Linked DNA regions of Mus musculus: regions 2, 3 and 4 are each linked to region 1. The links are chromatin loops, found by intact Hi-C in ENCODE. Cell type or tissue: heart. All regions are shown on one strand. Links, peaks and the distances in the headings refer to the core of each region. The heading gives the core; the rest is flanking DNA.

What was found. A loop is a pair of places that touch in the nucleus more often than their neighbours do. Peaks named below come from ENCODE experiments on the same cell type or tissue, not always from the same donor. Only the 100,000 strongest peaks of a DNase experiment are listed, where the experiment ranks them.
Region 2: it touches region 1 in a loop (4-fold over the local background); 3 of 42 quality-filtered maps call a loop at or near these places.
Region 3: a loop joins it to region 1, with 5 times the contacts of the local background. A loop is called at or near these places in 18 of 42 quality-filtered maps.
Region 4: a loop joins it to region 1, with 6 times the contacts of the local background. A loop is called at or near these places in 36 of 42 quality-filtered maps.

What each region holds. Positions count from the first base shown.
Region 1 is chr15:82,802,979-82,808,044 of GRCm38, reverse strand. No RefSeq gene overlaps it. Among named protein-coding and RNA genes, the nearest start is that of Cyp2d26, 11 kb to the right of the region's middle. In heart, for the core only: no CTCF peak of the experiment used is centred there; a DNase peak (open chromatin) is centred at 2,574.
Region 2 is chr15:82,264,190-82,269,255 of GRCm38, reverse strand. Gm52180 (a long non-coding RNA gene) reads left to right here. Exons shown (of 3, transcript XR_003951511.1): 3 at 3,540-3,717. It overlaps Septin3 (septin 3), which reads right to left and starts at 454. Exons shown (of 12, transcript NM_001368785.1): 1 at 189-454. In heart, for the core only: a CTCF peak has its summit at 2,709 (motif pointing left); no DNase peak of the experiment used is centred there; H3K27me3 peaks cover 323 bases.
Region 3 is chr15:83,110,138-83,115,203 of GRCm38, reverse strand. Serhl (serine hydrolase-like) reads right to left here. Exons shown (of 12, transcript NM_023475.3): 9 at 2,960-2,994; 10 at 765-847. Among named protein-coding and RNA genes, the nearest start is that of Rrp7a, 10 kb to the left of the region's middle. In heart, for the core only: a CTCF peak has its summit at 2,085 (motif pointing right); a DNase peak (open chromatin) is centred at 2,093; H3K4me3 peaks cover 310 bases.
Region 4 is chr15:83,036,038-83,041,103 of GRCm38, reverse strand. It overlaps Gm32620 (a long non-coding RNA gene), which reads right to left. Exons shown (of 3, transcript XR_384275.3): 3 at 2,514-3,381. Among named protein-coding and RNA genes, the nearest start is that of Nfam1, 5.2 kb to the right of the region's middle. In heart, for the core only: a CTCF peak has its summit at 3,188 (motif pointing right); DNase peaks (open chromatin) are centred at 2,093, 3,073 and 4,033.

The sequences.
Region 1 (5,066 bases), core at 1,134-3,633:
GCTCTATGGGTATACCAAGCAGTGTGGTCCATTTCTCACCACACCCATGTGGATGGTTTATGAGTGTTGAGCTGTGTGCTGTGTCAGCTGTGGGACCGTGCTCAGACAGCTGGACAAGACCTGAATAGAAATGATGGCTTTTGAACTGGTTAGCGTCTCTTGTTGGTAACCTGGATTAACACGGTTAAAATGAAATTGATAGATTTCAGGTGTCATGGACTAAGCCATAAAACTTGAAGAATGGGTGTCTTGAGGAAAATATTTTCCTGACAGCCGATGTTCGTCACTTTCCCTTTTGTTCTTTTGTTCCCATTCCATTTGCTGGTGGGACCTGAGCACAGCTTTATTGATGAGATTCAGAAATGACTTGAGTGGGCAGTGACCCTATTCAGTTCCTCTTGATGGCAGTTTCCTGACTTGGGCAGTGCCGTGGCTGTCTCTGCCTTTCAGTTCCTGCAGTTTATAAGGTCAGTGCATGTGTGTTGTAATAGGTTTTGTGAAAGCAGTTTTAGGTTCATGGTAGCTTTGGACAGAAGATAAGCTCCTATGGACCTGCATCCTCCTGTGGCAGCTCATCTCATTGTGGGTGTGGCCCTCTGGAGTAGCACATGTGTTGTGATACTTCATAATTGCCTCTTACGTCTGTGATTTATGTCAAGGTTTGCTCCTTATGCTGTGTACTGGATACTTCATAGATTTACACAAACTTATAACACCCGTGCACCCCCATTACTGTTTCTTACAGGACAGCTCGCTACCCTAATACAGCTGTGCCAATTGCTTCTCCCTTCCTTTCCAAAACCTGACAGCCAATGGTCTTTTTATCATCATCATAGTTTTGCCTTTTCTAGAGTGGTGTATAGTTAGTCATACAGTGTATAGCCACTTCAGATTGGCTGTTTCCAACTTAGTGATACATGTTTATGGTTCCTTCATGTATTTATGGCTACAAAGTTCATTTTTTTTTTTGTTGCTGCCAAAAAAATACTCTATTGTCTAGATATGCCCAGTTTTTCCTACTTCCTGTTTGCCAAAGGACATCTTTATTGCTTCCAATTTGGGCACTTATAAATAGAGCTACCATAAATACTGTGCAGGTTTCTGTGTAAGCACACGTTTTCAGATCAGTGTGTCATATGGTAAAGAAATGTTGTATAAGCAACTGCTAAACTTCCTTTTTTTCTTTTTCTTTTTTCTTTTCCTTTTTTTTTTTTTTTTTTTTTTTTTTTGCTATTCTTATGACCCATGAATGGGAGTTCCTGTTAACATCCTTGCCAGCGTGTGGAGATATTTTTTATGTTAGCCATATTGATAGGTATGTATGTATGTAGATTATTTTTAATACTCTAAACAATATAATCAAGGGGGTAGAGGGTATGAGGGACTTGGGAGGAAGAAAGAAGGAGGGGGAAAAGAGGGGCAGAATCAGGTATTGGAGGAGATGCACAGAGGATCAGGAAATTGAAAAGAGGTGTATAGCAATGGGGGATGGGGAACTGGGGGTAGCAACCAGGAAATTCCAGATGCCAGGAAAGCAAGAGCCTCCCAGGACCCCATGGGGATTGCATTAGCTGAAATACCACAAAGGGGAGGGAGAACCTGTCAAGACTATATCCAGAGGTTAGACATGGTCCCCCCTGGTTGAGGGATGGGGCCACCTACCCGTCTCCAAAATGTTAACCCAGAATTGCTCCTGTCTAAAGGAAATACAGGGACAAAGTGTGGAGCAGAGACTGAAGAAAAGGCCATCTAAAGATTGCCCCACCTGGGGATCCATGCAGGCACCAAACCCAGACACTATTGCTGATGCCAAGAAGTGCTTGCTGACAGGAGCCTGATACAGCTGTCTTCTGAGAGGCTCTGCCAGATCCTGACCAGTACAGATGTGGATGCAGCCAACCATTGGACTGAGGAGTTAAGGGAAGGACTGAAGGAACTGAAGGGCCTTATCTGGCATTAATGTGAGGGGAGGCCCTTGGTCCTGTGAAGGCTTGATGCCCCAGTGTAGAGGAATGCTAGGCCTGTGAGGCATGGGTGGGTGGGGGAGCACCCTCATAGAAACAGTGTAAGAGGGGATCGGATAGGAGGTTTGCAGAGGGGGAACCAGGAAAGAGGATAACATTAGAAATGTAAATGAAAAGCACAACTGGATCTCCTTGGAGAAGGGGGTATTTTCAGATGACCTGGATGGACAGCAAAGGAATCAAATCCCTTAAATAAAAATGTACTTGACTTCATAAAAACCTTTAATTTTTATTTATATATGACTGTGTTCTACTTGTGTGCCTAGTACCTGTAGAAGGTCCTCTGGAACTAGATTTACAGAACAGTTGTAAGCTGGCATGTGGGTGCAGGGATCTGAACCTGAGTCCTCTGGAAGATCAACCAGCAATCTTAGCCATTGAGCCATTTCTCTAGGCTCTCTTTTAAAAGCATATTAAAATTTAGAGTTGTGATTTTTTTTAGAAGTGTGAATATTTTCTTTATGTTCTGCAACTAAGATCTGACATTTTTTCATCTTGCAAAATAGAAACTGCCCATTAAACAACTCCTATGAGTTTGCAGCTTCCCCTGCCTGTAATCTCTGGCTCCCCCCAGTGATGGTTGTTGGGACTGCAGCTCAAGAGGCTACCCATTTCTTAAGCTAGATATTTGACACTCTTGTGGGTAGAGCTGGGAATTAGAAGTTTCCTTCCATTGACATGGCTATTCCCCAAACGAAGAAATGTCATAAAAATGATCAAACCTTCCTCTTAATGGAACTTCACTGGCTGGCTACTACAGCTTCGTAACTGGTCTAGAGTTCTCACAATAGTGTTTGGGTCATATAGGGCTCTCTGAAGCCTACAGGACTCAAGTGTAGACCTAATTCACTTCATAGCTACAGTATTTTGAAGCTCAGTGTCTCATGAGAGTGTCTAGAGGGCCCACCAGTACATTGTACATTTAACCCCGTGACATGGGTCCCAAAGCATGGCTAGTTTGAGTTTTTCTAAAGCAATAAGTCAGTATTGGCCATCAGTGAACTATCATGTGCAAGCAGTACAGAATTGCTGCTCAGATCAAGTAGTAGTCTGGTACAGTGCAATACCACATTGACTTGCTGTCACTTATGCTCTTATAGCATGAAAACACCTGCCTCTGAGGACCCTGGGGAGAACTAATGAGTTGGCACGTGCGGTGGGAACAGCAGTGCCTGGCACAGAAGTACCAGCCTTGGAAGGCACAAGCCTCACTCTTTAATTTTCCTTGTGGTTGGCCCATCCTAACCACAGGCCTCTGGCATAAGGGGAATACCACTCTCCATATGCCATTAAAATGACTTGGGGGCAGACTTGACACACAAGAAGTAAAGGTAAATGAAGATTCATTTTTGTTCAAAAAGCAACTGGACCATCCTTTAGATGTCAGTTCTCTCTGACAGTGACCAGATCTGAGAAGTTCCAGGTTGTGTAATCAACTGAATGACTTCAGACTTGTTCTAAAGATTTATGTAGATTCCAACTGCCTTCCTTTTACTGTTGTTTGCTTGTTCACACAGGCCATTCTACTAGCACTTGCTACCATAACTAGGTAGCTTAGCCTTTCCTTGTCATCAGCCCATCATTTTCTGCAAACAAGAGGGCCAGTGGTGCTTGGGCCATGGAGCCTAGCCTGCCCAGCCAATTTTTCCTTCCACCTTCACGCTTTAGCACAGCAGGTTCTCAACCTGTGGGTTGAAATCCCTTTTCATTTGTGTGTTGTGGTCAAATGATCCCTCACAGGAGTCACATATCTGATACTAACAATTCATGACAACAGAATTACAGTTATGAAGTAACAATGAAATGGTTTTTTTGGTCGGTAGTCACCACAGTGTGAAGAACTGTATTAAAGGGTTGCAGCATTAGGAAGATTGAGAACTACTGCTCTAGCTTGCCAGTTAACAGCTTGGCTTAGCACAAGAGAACAAAGGGCAGCCTTAGCTCCTTTGTAAGGAACAAAGTGCCTAGGCAATGTTAGTATTTCCTTTCATGAGTGACTGGAGTAAGGACTAAGAGGGGTCCCCAACGAATCCTGGAAGCAGCCATGGGGCTGCAGACTGGGCTGTGGCCAATGGTCATATCCACAGCTCTCTTTTGCATGTGGTGGGCTTGATGGATAACTGACCTGTCTGCTATCCTCCAAGTCCTGTGCCACTTCCTGAGTTAGGCAGCCTGCTGCAAGTAAAGTTTGAGAACATGTCTGTACAAAGTGAGGGAGTTCATGATAGAAGGCAGCATAGGTCGTGGTGACCTTAGCAGTACACAGTAAATCCACAAACCTCCAAAAGAAAGATTTCGGGACCTGAAGATGGTGCACTTCCAAGAGCAGAAGTATGGAAGGACAAACACAAGTAGGGCAGGCTGTGCTTCAGATATGAGATCCAATCAGACACAGCAGAAGTCATAAGTCCCAAGCCATTAATCCTATTGGAGGAGGTCTTGATGGGGGTGGGGCAGGAATGTTAGGGTCTAGTGCAACATTTCTGTCAGGAAAAGAGGTGCTGTGGCAGATCAGATCTCTTGGTGTTACATAGGTCTTGTACCTCAAGGAACTGAGGACAGGTGTACTGGTTCTGGCTAGGTCACTGCTGAGCAAGTGTATCGAGTAACGGTCCTTTGCTGAACTTCTATGATAGACTTCCCAGCCACAAGGCAACAGATCTCATGCTGAGGATGCAGCTCAGTGGTAGAGCATTTGCTCTACATATCTAAGGCTCTGAGGACAGTAACAAGCAACACACAACAGAAAGCTCCTGTGGCAGATCTTACTGGTTCTTGCTATCTGCTGGGGAGCTTCACTTGTAAGTTCTCTGCTCTTCCACTTCAGCTTCAGCACTGCTTCAAAGAGCTGATCAGCCTACAGGTAGCCTTTAAGGAACCAGTGTGACCAACACACAGTAGCAAGAGTGCTGGTAAAGATGAAGAGAACACCTTAGACCACCCACCAGTTCCCAAGTGTGAACACTTGGGCTTTAGTCACAGATCCAAAGGCAAAGGTCTGGATGTGTATGGGGTGGCAAAAATGGCACAGAAGAGTCAGTG
Region 2 (5,066 bases), core at 1,418-3,917, 540 kb after region 1:
AGCCCCGGGCCAGACCTCAAAGAAATCCACAGACCTACCCCAGCTGTCTCTGGTGAGGCAGATCCTCAGCAGCCTGTGGCCACTGGGCTAAGAACCTTTTCCTGGGTTCCCCAGCACCAGGCTGCTCTGTCACATGATAGTATGAGAAGGACCGTGGTGGGAAGAGACGCCATTGGCTGGGTACTTACTCTGTGCCAGGGACTGAGCCAGGCTGGAGAAACTCAGAGTCTTCTGCCAAAGCCAGGCCCGTAAGCAGATGGGCACAGCATCTCAGCCACAGAGTGCAGGCCACAGACGTGCCCTAAACACTCACTCTGAGCCAGGAGCCAAGCCCAACGTTCTCTTGGCATGTCCTCGACCCATCATCTTGCCACTTCCTTTCTGCCATACCCCACAACACTGGGGGCTCTGGCCTGCTTTCCTGTGAGCTGCTCGCCTTGGCGAGTGAGCTTCTGGCCGGCCAATAGAACTTTCTGTGATAATGGAAATGTTCTATGTGTCCACTGTCCAATAAAATAGCCACCAGCCACAGGCGGCTCCCGAGCACTTACCACTATTCTATGATGACCAAGGACCTGGATTTTTTTTTTCAATTTTATTTCATTTGAATGTCCATCTACCATATTGGACAGCAAAGTCCTGAAAGACGCAGATCTTATCCTTCTCTGGGTCCCAGGGCCTAACAAGAATCACTCAGCATGTTTCTCACAGTGACTGAATGATGAACGTGTGGGCCCAGGATCCTCTTCTCTTCTCATCCCATTCTCATCCCTCTGAGCCTTAGGTTGCCATAGCTGGCTATGCCCTGGTTACCAGGCAACCTGCAAGCAATCACAGTGGAGGGGGAGGGGCGCTGTCTGAGTTCTTTCCCCTCCCTACATGTTTTGAGGCCCTGAGAAAAGAAAGAGGTGGCAAAATCAGCCTGGACACCCTGGGGAGCCGGCTCTGTAGGGCCTACACTGCCTTATTACCTCCTGGAGATCAAGCAGCTGGGTGGGGCTGAAGTCAGGGGCCCTGGGTTCTCCTTGCCTGACCACTCATTATAAGACTCCTGTCCAATAGGCCAGGAGGTGGTGGCACACACTTTTAATCCCAGCACTAGGAGGTAGAGGCCGGTATCAGTAAGTTCCAGAACAGCCAGGGCTTTACACAGAAATCCTGTCCCGGAAAAAAACAAGCAAACAAAAAAACCAAACCTAACAACAATAACAAAACCCTCCTAGTTCTCAGCTGTCTTCTCAGTTAGAGATTAGATGCCCTGAAGTGATTTCTTCCAGCCTGAAGATCTAGAATCCACCCCGCCTCCCTCCTTTCAGAGCAAGACCCGCGTCCCATCCATCTCTGTCTTTCGCCTGCTGGTCTGCCTCCTTTCCCTCCAGGGTTGACTGACCATCTCTGAGCAAACCTCTTGTCATTTTTTCTATCTGCAGCCGCTGTAGCCGAGACATTTGTACTCAGCGTCATGTATATAGGTATAGAATACAGTCCTATACATCGAGTACTTACTGAGAATAATTCAAAGGAATTGATCCATTTTGCCTGGGGATTGGTATAGTGACAGAGCTCCCGGCTGACGTGCATAAAACTCTGAGTTCAGTCCCCAGAGCCACAGAAACAACAAAACAGAATAACACCAAATAGATAACATTAATTTGAAAAAAAGAAATTTATTTTAAAATAATTCTTTGGTACACGTAAAAGTTTACCATTTGTTAAAGACAAAGGCAAATTTGCATATTAATGAGGTAGAGATGTTCGTTTGTTTTTATGAAACTAAATCTTAGCTGTTTCAGTGGGTTTTTTCCTAGAACTGATGGATATTTTGATTGTATCATTGGCAATGCTCAGACTGCCATTTTGCATAAATTAAAATAATAGCAAATGGCCTGTATTCAGAAATTGTTAGAAATGTGTTACCCTACTCCCAAGTCAGATCTCCCTTAGTCTTCTTCTGAAACTCCAGACAGCAGCTGAAGCAGATGTTTTTGTTTTAGATGGGGTCTTACATATACCAAGTTGGCCCTAAACTTCCAAAAATGACCTTGAACTGGTGTCCTCGGGCCTCCAGTGATGGTGGCTGCGATTACGGGCGGGCTCTGCCACACCTGGTTTATGCACAGCCATGGACTGAGCTAAGTTTCTACTTAGCCAATAAGGAGCAACTGGAGGAAAATGCTGACTTCGTTTTCCATCATGTTTCTACATTAGCAGCAAAGACATTGCAATTTACAATGTACCATAGCGTCTGTGAGCTTTTAGGTGGTATTCCTCGGCAGTGTATGGCATGCGTCGGTCAAAGTGTGCACATCGAACGTTCAATACTAACACACAAGAGTTGGCAGAAACAGCCCAGATTCATTTTGAGTTCGATGATTCAGGGTTGTTGTGCATTCAGAAACCTTTTGCTGCTGGGCGGTGGTGGCGCACGCCTTTAATCCCAGCGCTCGGGAGGCAGAGACAGCCGGATTTCTGAGTTCGAGGCCAGCCTGGTCTACAAAGTGAGTTCCAGGACAGCCAGGGCTATACACAGAAACACTATCAAGAAAGAAAAGAAAAGAAAAAGAAAGCTTTTGCTGTTGCCCAGTTTTCTCCACTCCCACATTTATTTTCTGGTGGCCACCCACAGTTTCCAAACGTGGGGCTTAGCAGAGTTGGTTGCCGCAGCCCCACCTCAATTACAAACTTGGGTCCAGCTGCCCTCTAGTGGCCAGAAATGGTACTGTGCACCTGTGCATTTTCCCACCAAACACTGAGACGCTTTCAAGGGTCCTCCAAAAACAGACACCTTCACTCCAATCTTTACGGTGGCCCCCCTGACAAAGAGTGCGTGCTATGATACCTCTCAAACTTGTGTGTTCTGCAGCCACGTGAATTGGAACATCTCTTTGTCTTTCTGGGCCCCACATTGTTCTATAATAGGGGTAGGCTTAGATAGCATGGGTGACAAACTTCCAAAACCCTAGAGGCCGTGACACTAAGAACTAGTTTCTCATTCATGGCTCCTGTCCACAACACCATGAACCAACTATGTCCCACGTCACCTTTGCTCTAGGGCCCTCCAGGTCATTATTGCCAGGGGTTGTGACAAACTGCAGATTAATGAATCCCCTTGCCAGCCACTAATGGCTTTGATTTAATTAGAACTCATTGGCCAGAACAAGCTGGATGAGCCGCCCATTACTAGAAGGCAGGAAGGTAAACTTCTATGGCACACTGAGAGCTGAGGAGCCAGGACTGTTTGGTAAGCAGTGGTATGGACACATTTCAGGCTGAGAGTGACCTCGGGGAGCCTCAAGTCTCGCCCAGCGCTGTTACTGTACACTGCCCTCACTCTATGGGAGCTATGAAAACCGATGACTCTGGAGGTAGGCAGCTTGGTGGTGGATGGTGTGCCTAACATGTAGAGGATGCTGAATTCAGCCATAAACATACAGATCTACAAACACACACACATGCACAAACACATATATGCACACACACAAGCATACACACACACGTTTGCACACACACAGTTGCAGCCTTAAAATTTCTATTTTCAGGCTGGAGAGATGGCTCAGCGGTTAAGATCACCGACTGCTCTTCCAGAGGTCAACTCCTGGCAACCACATGGTGGCTCACAACCATCTGTAATGAGATCTGATGCCCTCTTCTGGTGTGTCTGGAGAGAGCAATGGTGTACTCATATACATAAAATAAATCTTTTTTTTTTTTAATCTATTTGCTTGTCTATTTACCCCCATGGTTTCTTTCGATTGCCAAAAACCTGTGGGAAGCTACTCAAAGCCACAAAACCAGAGAGGGTCTTGCCAGAGTCACACAGAGTCCAAAGCATGGGCTAGGCTCTCAGATCTCCATACTTTAACTCCGGGTGGGCGAGAGGGAGAAGGTCTGCCTACCTAAGTCCCCCGGAAAGATTGTTAACCCAGATTGTGACCACCATGTGTACCTGCTCATGTACGTGCACATATGTGTATGTTGTGCATGCATGGATATCTGCCTGCATACAGAGGTCAGAAGTCAATGCTTGGTGTCTTCCTCACTCTCCCTCTTGTTTTCTGAGAGAATCTCTTAATAAACATGGAACGCATTGATTTAGCTAGGGTGCCTGCGCAATGAACTCCAGGGACCCTCCCGTCTCTGCCTCCGTCCTACCGAGGGTACAGGTACACTTGACTTTTATGTGGGTGTTGGGAAGCCAGCTCATGCTTATGCTGCAAGCATTTCACCTATGGAGTATTTTCCCAGCCATTGTTCTCTTGTTTCTTTGTTGTGGTTTTTGAGACAGGGTTTCTCTAAGTAGCCCTGGCTGTCCTGGAACTCAATTCCTCTGATTCAGAAAATCCACTTGCCTCTGCCTCCTGAGTGCTGGGATCAAAGGTGTGCGTCACCACACCCATGAGGTACTCCTGGTGGCCACTTTTCAAGGGCGCTGAAAGCCTCCACACTTCCCTCTAAGCTACTCTTTTGGCCTCTATTAGCCTTGGAGCTCGGGCAGGAGAACAGCGGGGGAGGAACAGAGAGAAGCCTGTCCTGCCCTCTCAGCTGGAATTCGAACACTGCAGCCGTTCCCACTCAGGACCCTGCACACGCTAATTCCCTGTCCTCTGGCTCTGGGCTGAGCACAGACACACCCACTCTGGCAAGCCCTGCCAGCCCCTGGGACTCCACAAAATCTCCTAAAGCAGCTGAAAAAAAAATCCCCTGCAATCTCGGTTTCCAGGGTTCCCTGCCAAAACCAGGCTACTGGCCGCCATGCTGAGACACTTCTCCATGGCACGTCAAAAAATCACACACAAACCAGGGCAGGAATAAGTTGCCGATGGGGTCAGAAGGAAGTGGTAACTACAAGCTCATCGGGTTTTCTCCTAGGTCTAAACTGCCTCGAAAAGCTGCCTTCCAGCCAGGTGAGTGGCACAGGCTAATCCTAACCCTTGGGAGGCAGAGGCAGCTAAATCTCTTGAGTTCAAGGCCAGCCTGGTCTACAGACGGAGTTCCAGAACAGTCAGAGATACACAGAGAAACCCTGTCTTGGAAAAAGAACAACACCCACAAAGGGGGGTTGAGGG
Region 3 (5,066 bases), core at 1,021-3,520, 310 kb before region 1:
GCTCAGATTTGCCCCAGCGCGGCCATGCTCTCCCTAGTCCTGAGTTAGGTGTGAGCCACCGTGCCCAGCCACTCCCATGGTTTTGAGTTGAGGTTTGCCTTGATGTATGAAGGTGTTAACCCTACACACACTCCGAATTTAAGTTAAAAAAGCTATCAGCTAAGCACCCTAGCACAACCACTGCAGACCAGCAGCCTTGGCTCAGACTTCCCGCCAGCGGCCGCCACGCATCATGGAAAGGACTAGTTACACCAACTGGGTTGCTAGTCCAGGAAAAGTTCCTAGTTCAGAATTCTTGGATGTGTAGACAATCCTGCTGTGACCCCACTGATCATCGGAGTTAATCTGTCCAGTCTGGCTAGTGGTGTAGCCCCTTTTTCATCGCTCCTGAAGCTGCGCACCAAGAGGGCCATCTTTCCTAACCAAGCGGGCCTTATTCACGAGCTCCCAAGACTGCCTGTGCAGTTCCTATAAAGCACACTCTGCTCTCAGCTCGAGGACATGGAGTCGGTCATCACAGACAGGCTCCCCCCGAGACCAGCTGAGCCACGGTGCCATCCTTTCCCTGTCCCCTGCCCCAAGGCTACCAGACCACCTCTCGCTTTGTCTTATCCCTCCCAGCACCTGCTGACAAAGATGTTTCCTGAGAAAGGCCGATTGAGCAGCGGAATGTCCCACTGGGAGAACTGGACACCTCGTGCCGGGCTCCTTCCTAGAGGTCCCTGGTCTCTGGGTCTGTCAGGGGCCCTGGAGTCTAGACTCACTTGATCATTAGCACGCTGGCCTGCAGGCTCTTCGCAGAGTGCACGAACATCTCCTTGCTTACGAAGTCAAAGCTGTTCTCTGGCTGCAGAGACAAAACCAGGGTGAAGGGTGAACCCTTGCCACGAAGCCCCACGTGCTCCTGCAGGCAGGGTAATTAGGGCAGCTGGGTCCCAGTGAGGCCGGCTGGGTCACCCAGCCCAGGAGGCCAATGTCCACCAAGTCATTACTCATCAAAGCTTCCTGGCTTCTATTCATCAAAGTCCTACCCTGCTCCCCACCCTCGCCCCCTCCCCAGCCATTCTTCCTTCTTGTTGGGATCATAACTGAATCCACTCACAGAACCCTTTATAGCTGGGTGTGGGTGTTGGAGGCAGAGAAGCAATGGAGGTTACTTTGGGACCCTCAGGGCTGAGGAGCCCCCTGCAGACCCTCCCCAGAGCACAGTCCAGCTGCAGCTCTGGGCTCTGCCAAGCAGGGCTCGCTCATACCCTCCTTGAGACTGCTTCCACGTGAAACTCTGTTTTGGACCACAGCCTGTGTCTCCACCTAGCCCTGCCTGCTCCGTTCTTGCTGTTTAATATGCCTGCTGTAGTGCCCCGTACACCTACTGATGGGTACTGTAGGTCACACGCACTGCAGGGTGTGATATGCATGCTAGAATCAGGAGACTTCATAGGAGAAATTACGGAGTTAATAAAGTATAAGATGTAGTACGGTGGGCTGAGGATGTAGGTCAGTGGTAGATAGCACTGGGTCCTAGTGAGTATCTGATACCCAGTCTCATCTAAAACATTCACTCCTGGGCTAGAGAGATGGCTCAGTCAGTAGAGTGCTTTGTCTCAAAACCTGAGTCTGATCCTTAGACTTCAGGATAAAAACAAACAAAACAAAACATACAACTGGGCATCTGTGCGACATTTGTAATCTCAGCTGTTGTCAAGAGGCAAGATTAGGTAGATCTTTGGAGTTTGCTGGCCAGCTGGCTTAGCCCATTTGGAAATGTTCCAAAAAAAAAAAAAAAAAGATAATAAATGTATTTGAGGATTGTAGCTGAGAACACTGCTGAAGGTCATCCTCTGACCTCCACTGACACAAGTACTTCATACCTGTGCACACAGACACACGACAAAGTCACTCCTCGTCCTGCTCCTCAGACTAAAACCATGGGTACATTCTCAAAATTAGAGAGTCCCGCATCACCTACGAGGCCCCACATCTCAGCTGTGACAAGGCCCTGGGGGCTGCCTCCCAGAGAGCGTAGGCGCAGACTACACAGCGGCTTCACTGGTGTGGGGGATGGAGTGGGGTGCAGCAGGGGTGGAGAGGCTCTGAGCCACGGCCACAGCCAACAGGGAACAGGAGGTGGCAGTGTCGAGCACGCTGGCGCTTGGGCCTTGTCCTCCAGCCTCCCCCCCCCCCCCCGCTTTTCCTCAGGAACTGGGGTTATCTGGCTCAAGGGTACAATCAGGCCTCAAACTTCATTTGAAGTTGGTCCCAAGGCAGGGATTAAGGGCCATTACCTCCACTCATGCCTGCAGACGTGAAGCTCTTTGGAGTTTCTGTGGCAGCTTGTTCCTCCATGAAAGCCACTGTGGGCTGGCCATACTGGGGACCTTGTCCCCTTTTGTCAGCTGCCTCTCTCCCTCAACATCTCTTAGCTTCTTCCAGTTTCATTTCCTGGCCTACTGTTTTTGTTTTTTTGTTTTTTTGTTTTTTTTAAGTAATAAAATAAAAACAGAAAGCAAAGTCAAATTGAGCTGCTGCTCTGAGACCTTTTGCATAGGGGTTGGGACAGGAAAGTAAATTTGAGGTTACCGGAGAGTCACGGCATGAGGACTCAGTATTACTGAGGGTGACAAAGGTTGGGGTCTAACTGTTGGTGACAGTTATACAAAACAATATATTTACTATGGACCAGCAGTCTACTTACAAGCAGCTTAAATGGGGATTGTACCTTTTTTATGTATGTGAGTACACTGTCTCTTTCTACAGACACACCAGAAGGCAGATGGCTGTGAGCCACCATGTGGTTGCTGGGAATTGAACTCAGGACCTCTGGAAGAGGTCTTTGAGCCATCTCTCCAGCCCCGGGGATTGTATCTTGTGCCTAGCCTATGTTATGCATATATAATTTCAAAACTTCTTTTTAGAAGAGACCACAGACCAAAGGAAGGAGAAAGACAGTGACGCTTACCCAAGAGATCCTCCGGTCCCTGTTCAGCACCAGACCTGGAGAAAAGCACAAAGCACAGTGGGCTCCGTGTCACGGGAAGGTGTCACTCATCTGGCTGCCCAGAGAAGTCCCAGCCTTCACACAGGACTCATCTGGGCTGGTGAGAGCCACCCTGATGTCAGGCAGCCCTGGACTCCCCCATCCCTGGCATTCTTCCAGAGAAGAGCTTGGCCAAGGGTGTCTGCCCACATCTTCCAGACGCTGAGGGGCAGCATAGGATGATAGAGACAATAAAGCTCTCTCTCTCCTTCCTTCCTTCCTTCCTTCCTTCCTTCCTTCCTTCCTTCCTTCCATCCATCCTTCCCTCGCTCCCTCCCTCCGTCCCTCCCTCCTTCTCTTTTTGCTTTTATTAGATAGGATCTCACTGTGTGGCCCTTGATGGCCTGGAACTCACTATGTAGACCAGGCTAGCCTCAATTCTCAAAGATTTGTTGCCTCTGAGTGCTGGGATTAAAGATGCACACCACCACTCTGGGCTCCACTTCTCTGAGAAAGAAACTGCTTGGACCTTTAACACTAAGAAATAGTGAGTAATGAGAACCGTGGCCTTCCTTGTCAGAGGAGTAGAAAGGCCTAAATGTCATCATTTTACGGTGGGCTGACAAGGTCCCTGCCATGGATGATGGACAATTCCTCTCATCCAGGAAGGCTTTGCCACACCCCTCCTGGGCCACATCGGTGATTCCTGGAGAAATGTGTACAGGGGTCTTGGGGGTGGGGCTGAGCAGCCTCCACTGCCCTGAAGAAACACAGAAGCCTTGGGAATTTCCAAGTGCTGGCAGGGGGTGGGAAGTCAACTCTGGGACCGGCTCCTGGAGGGGAACAGGGAGGGCTGCAGGTGTCAGTGTACGAGAAAGCCTGTCGGCTACCTTGGGCACAGCCACCAAAGCAAAGGGGAAGTCAGATCTGAGCACCTTCTGCAAGTGGGCTGAGTGCCCAACATGACAAACAGCTAAATGCAAATGTCAATCTTCCCTGATTAGCATCAAAGAACAAATGATTCAAATGCCAGAAGCCGTCAGACAGACACGTGTCCAGTGGGAATACCACAATTCTACATTCAAGAAGAAAGAAACCAGTCCAAGAGAAGTCAAGACAGAAGTGACAAACACAGGACAGGAGTTTACAATTCTGTGTCCCCAACATGGGTACATTGTTAAAATTGAGATAAAGCCAAAGACTGGGTAGAGACCAAGGACTGGGTAGAGACGGGGCAGTCAGTTCTCTTAACCACTGAACCATCTCTCCAGCCCCACACCTTCTTTAATTTAATGTTCATTTTTTGGTTCTGGTGCTAAGTCACATGGGGCTTCTTTGTTTTTTGTTTTTGTTTGTTTGTTAGACAGGGCTGGCTTCAAACTCACGAAAACCGGTCTGCCTCTACTTTCTGAGTGCAGGGCTTAAACGTGTGCGCCACCACGCCCAGAGCCTTCAACTAAATCTCCTTTCCTTTTCTGCAGTGCTAGAGTGGAACCCAGGACCTCCTGCATGATAGGTAAGCACTCTACCACGGAGCTACACACCAAACCTTACATGCTTATTCTCTATAAGTTACCTAGTTTTTATGTGTTTTGTTTTGTTTTGAGACAAGGTTTCTCTGGGCATCTCTGGCTGTCCTGGAGCAAGCTGGTCTCAAATCCAGAGATCCATCTGCCTCTGCCTCCTGAGTGCTGGGATTAAAGGTGTGTGCCCCCCCACCACCACCACCAGCAGCCCCCCCCCCCATTTTTTTAAGGATTTATATATTTATTTTTGAGACAGGTTTCACTATGTAACCTTTCCCGGCCTGAATTCGTTATGTAGACAAGGCCTCAACCTCACAGAGATCCGCCTGCTTCTGCCACTGTGAGGATTAAAGGTGTGCACCACCATGCCTGGACTCAGGTAGTTTTAATAGTGACAATGAGGAGAAGACTAAGACAGGTGACAAAGTTTAAAAGGGCATGGGAGAGATGGTTCGGTGGTTAAGAGCACTGGCTGTTCTAAAGGACCCAGGTTCAGTTCCTAGCACCCACATGGCAGCTCACAGTCATCTGTAACTCCAGTTCCAAAGGCTCCAATGCAGTCC
Region 4 (5,066 bases), core at 1,715-4,214, 230 kb before region 1:
TTATGTTCATGGTGTCATCACCTTTTAAACTTTGTAAAGTGAATTCTATTCCTGTTAGAATGGAATGGCAAGTCAATATTTATTGTAAGGGCCTATAGTCGTATTTTGTTTCCCTTTTTTCTTTTCTTTTCTTTTTTTTTTTTTCTTTTTCTTTTTTTTTTCAAGACAGGGATTCTCTGGGTAACCCTGGCTGTCCTGGAACTTTCCCTGTAGTCCTGGCTGGCCTTGAACTCAGAGATCCACCTGCCTCTGGAGTGCTGGAATTAAAGAAATGTGCACTGCACTTATTCTCTGGCTGAGCCGTCTGCTCAGGCTGCCTAGCCTGTGAGCTTCTGGGCGGCTCTCCTGTCTCTGTCTTCCTTCTCCCTGTCGATTACCAATGAACACCGCAGCACCAGGCTTTTCTAGGGCTGAGCTCAGGTTGTCAGGTTTTAATCCTGCCATCTCCAAGCCATCTCCCCAGCTGGATAATGGTTGTTTGGTTGCTTGCTTTTCTGAATCAAAGCAATAACTGTCAATCTCAGTATGCAGGGGGTTGTTTTAAGGCTGAGAGGAAGGGAAGGGAGGGGCTCTTTCAACACAACCCTTCTCCCAAGGGCTACCCTGACCAGTTCTCTAAAGGGTAGGACAGGCCCTGCCAAGTGGGAAGCACACATCAGACAGCCTCTTGGGCTGCCACCAAAGGCCACCCATGTCCGCAGAGGAAGGAGGGCTTCAAGGCACTGGAGGTCTCTACAGCTACTTGGCTGCAGCTCAAGCTCAGGGGGGAGGGGCAGTGAAAGCACTCCAGGGAGACTGTGTGACCCAGCATGAGAGAGACCCCAGCCAGATAGCAGTGAGTGCAAGCGGGGCTGTTCTTGGTAGGGAAGGGGAGGTTTAAGGGTTCAGGGTGTCCTGGAAAGATGAAGGAGGGGAGCCAGGACCCCCTTATCCTATCTGTGGCAAGAATGGAGACCTTGCTTGGTGTACTGGGAAGAAGGCTTTAAGATCCAAGGAAAAGCCCCACCTATCCAGGGCAAAGGCATAAAGGGTCACAGAGGCCTCCTCTCACTAATATGGGGAAGCTGACTGGAGGGGCAGGCCACAGGCAGCTCCTCTTTCCACTGACCCTGCCCTCTGCCTGTGACTCACACACACACACACACACATACACACATAGGGTAGGCATGCTACCAGAGGCCAAAACATCTATGAGAGGGTGAGAGAAGAATCAGAAGTAGGGTCTTAGCTCTTTCTGGGGTGCACATGTGTGCACACACACACACAAATATAAGTAAATACATTTAAAGAAGAAAAAAAGAAACAGACTCTGGCTGCAGACAGCAACAGTAACAGCTTCTCTTGCCCCTGTTCACGCTTAGATCCTAGGAAGAAGGCAATTTTCATCAGAGGATGCTCAAGGGAAGAAATATGCCTTCAGCCCTAGCCTTTTAAGAACACACACACACATACACACACACATACACACACACACACACAAACACACGTCTGGCTGGCCTTAAACTCGCTCTGTCCTCCTGCCTCTGTCTCCTGAGTTCTGGTGTTACAGGTGTGTACCCCCATATCTGGTACCCTAGAAACTTTTTGAAGAGCCTTAGTCATGCCTTGACCTTGGCCTGGGGACGACGCCATGGTTCGGACCTTGTTTGAGCTGTTTCCTGCTGGGTTCCTAGGGAGTTTCGACTTAGGTGAGCAGGTGTTAGGCTCTGCCCTCCCTGGCAGGCAGCCAGAACAATACCTACCTAGGATAGTACCCCACATTGAGTGACCCAGAATTCCCTGAGGGTCACTGAAGGAATCCCTGAAAACAGTTGGGCCTACATTCTTTGCTGGCTTTGGATTTGAGGTTTCTGAGGGTGAGACAGATGTGTAGGTTAGACACACTCTCTGCAGCCCTGGGAGAGAGGCTGCCCCAGCCATAGGGAAAAGGAAAAAGGGAAGTGGAGAGGAGGGGAGGGTAGCAGAGGAGACAGAACTTTCCTAAGGAATGAGGCTAAGTCCGGGGACAGTCCTAAGAGACCTCCTGTAGCTGCCCAGCTTCCTGAACTCCACCCCTTGCAATAACCTTCAGCTGCCCTGGCAGGTGGAGGAAGTTCCTGCATGGCCTCCCTTTCCTGTCCCACCTCTTGTTCCCGAAAACTCCCCTGCCACCTTCCCATCCTACAGCCCTTCATCAGACAGCATAGACCACTCAGGTCTGTAGCCTTCATGTCTTCTTGAGGAATCCTTGTTAGAAGCAACTCCTCAGTGCCCTCCCATCTAGGGACCGGAAACAAGGAACCAGCTGCCTGCAGAAGAGACAGGGAGGGGGGCCCATGTGGCCTAAGTGGGTCTTGAACTCTTTTTTCTTTGTTTAATTCCCCCACTCCCACCCCAGACACGTCTTTCTCTGTTCCAGCCCTGGCTTTCCTGGAATTCGATTTGTAGATCAGGCTGGCCTCAAACTCATGGAGATGCACCTGCCTCTGCCTCTGGGATTAAAGGCATATACCACCACCACCACCACCACCACCACCACAGGCCTTGAACTCTTGATCCTCCTGTCTCCACCTCTCAAGTACTGGGCTCACAGGTGTGCAGCCAGCTAACACTTGTCTCTGTTATGACTTATTTTTGTCAAGTGATTTCACCTCTGTCTCTTTAAATCTTTCACCAAACAGCTTCAAGGTGGGATACACACACACACACACACACACACACACACACACACACACACACACATCTTGTGCCCACAAGTCCCACAGAACCAGAGTGCTGTGGGTGACAAAGCATGAATTTGCCTCAGGGGAGGCTAATTGTTTCCTTAATTGGCTGAGACTGCCCCTGGAAAGTCCCCAGTTGTGCCTGCAGAAGATGGGAGGGGTTTGCCTGGCGGCCAGTAAGCAGCTGGGAAGGAGGCTCTAGAAAAGACTAGAAAGTGCTTCCAGCAGAAGCAGCTGTCTGGAAGAAGTGAATTGTTCTCCTGCCCCCAGGAAGGGCTGAAGTGCCTCCAAGAGGCACGCTGGGGCCCTGCTCTCGGTTCCACAGTCTTCCTGGCACATTGTGTACTGCCTGACCCTGACCTCTATTCTACTACTCCACCCTGCTGCCATTCATGTCTGGGTCTAACTTGGCAAGGTGTTGGCCTCTGAATGGCCCAGGTTCCTTAGAGCGCCAAGGGACACGGGAGTCTCCTTTGAGGGCATTCCCACGCCAGCCACCAGGTGGCGCCATCAGCACAGAACAGTTCTGGGGCTGTCCATCATGGTCAGAAGAGAAATCCCAAGGTAGAAGACTCAGTAGGTTGACAGCTACTCCTCGGGACCTCCAGCAATTAGCTTCCTGGGTGGTGCTTGTTTCTTCCAGTGACAAAGCCATCCAAAGAGCCCCACAGGGTGCATGCTGTTACATGGAAGAAATGTTGAAAATGGGAGTTACCTTTGTCTTTCATTATTTCTCCACATGTTACGTGTATGTATTTAACATGCGAACCCTAGGTGCTTGTCCTAGACTGTCTGTTACCACCTCCAAACAAGTCATTTGTTCTATTTTTCTTACTATATGAGAGTTAGGATAGGTGTTTTGGTGGGAAAACCAGGGGGACTGCAGGATGCAAGAACACACAGGGGCCAAAGAGCCAGGAGCCCAAGTTCCTATCTGCCTTCGTCCTTGCGGTGGAACTTGAGTTCAGTTTTCTAATCTGTAAATTAGGGGCAATGATAACTCCTCCCACACAATGTTTCTGTGAGAATGGAAGTAGCACGTAGATGAAAAGCCTTTAAAACTAGGTCTCAAATGGAAGGAACAGCCAAAGATATAGGGCAGCCTGAACCGAGGTGAGATTTGGAGATGGGCCAGCCTGGGCTTCTTGCCAGGGCAGAAACCTCCCATCAGCATGCAGGGTGATGGGCTCCAGATGGGTTTGCCTGCCTCCAATGGCGGAGTTCATTCCCTCCTAGGTAAGGAGGTGGCTCACCGAGGGTCGGCTCGGGATTGTATGGTTTATCCTGGGGTCACGGTCAGCTCTCTTGCCCTGTTTTGGTGAGGATCTGATCAAATGATCAAACGCATCGGCCCGGTGCCTGCAGGTCAGCTACACAGGGTGGGAGAGCATCCTTCCCAAATGTGAGCCCAGTGTCCCCAGGATGGGAACTTTCCATTGCCACTGTTGGACGCGTGAGGTACAGGACAGAGGAGTGTACCTCTGACACCCTAGACACCCTGACACCCTGAACAGAGTGGTCAGAGCAGAGTGGCCACTCTCAGCCCGGATCTCCTTGCTGATAGGTCTCTCTGGGAGCTGGAGTCTTGGGAAGGAAGAGGTGACATGAAGCTGGGTCAGGGGTCTGATCCTCTCGTCCTAGTACCTCTGTGTCTGCAAGAGAAACCTCCAAGCCCAGGCCAGGCAGCAGTGGCTGGGTCCAAGCTCCCTTTCTGGGGCACTCTGAGGGGAAAAGATTGACTTTGGGGGCTGGAGAGATGGCTCAGTGGTTAAGAGCACTGACCGCTCTTCCGAAGGTCCTGAGTTCAAATCCCAGCAAGCACATGGTGGCTCACAACCATCCGTAATGCGATCTGATGCTTTCTTCTGGGGTCTCTGAAGACAGCTGTAGTGTACTTACATATAATAAGAAAATAAATTTAAAAAAAAAAAAAAAGGACTGACTTTGGTTTCTTCTCTTCTCTGCCTGGCAACAAGAAACATTGGTGGAAGTAAACTTAGCATGGAGACTTGTCTTGTTATCGAAGTTTTAGTCTAAGTCTACGGAAGCCCCACCCCCCTTCCCAGGGACTGCAAGGGACCACGTGCTTCCAGGTTCCCCTCTCTACTTCCTCCTTTAGGGCTGTTCACAAAGCCGTCCACCCGAGCCAGCCAAGCCTTCCTCCTTCCCTGGCGTCCCCTTGCTCTGTGTGCTGTCTGTCCCTTAGGTATTCAGTCTGAGCAGAGGTTCTCAACCTATGAGCCCCTGTTGGGGCTGCCGAATGACCTTTACACAGGGGTCACCTAAGGCCTTGAGAAAAACACAGAAAGTTACATTGAGATTCAGAACAGTAGCAAAATTAAAGTTACAAAGTAGCCACGAACG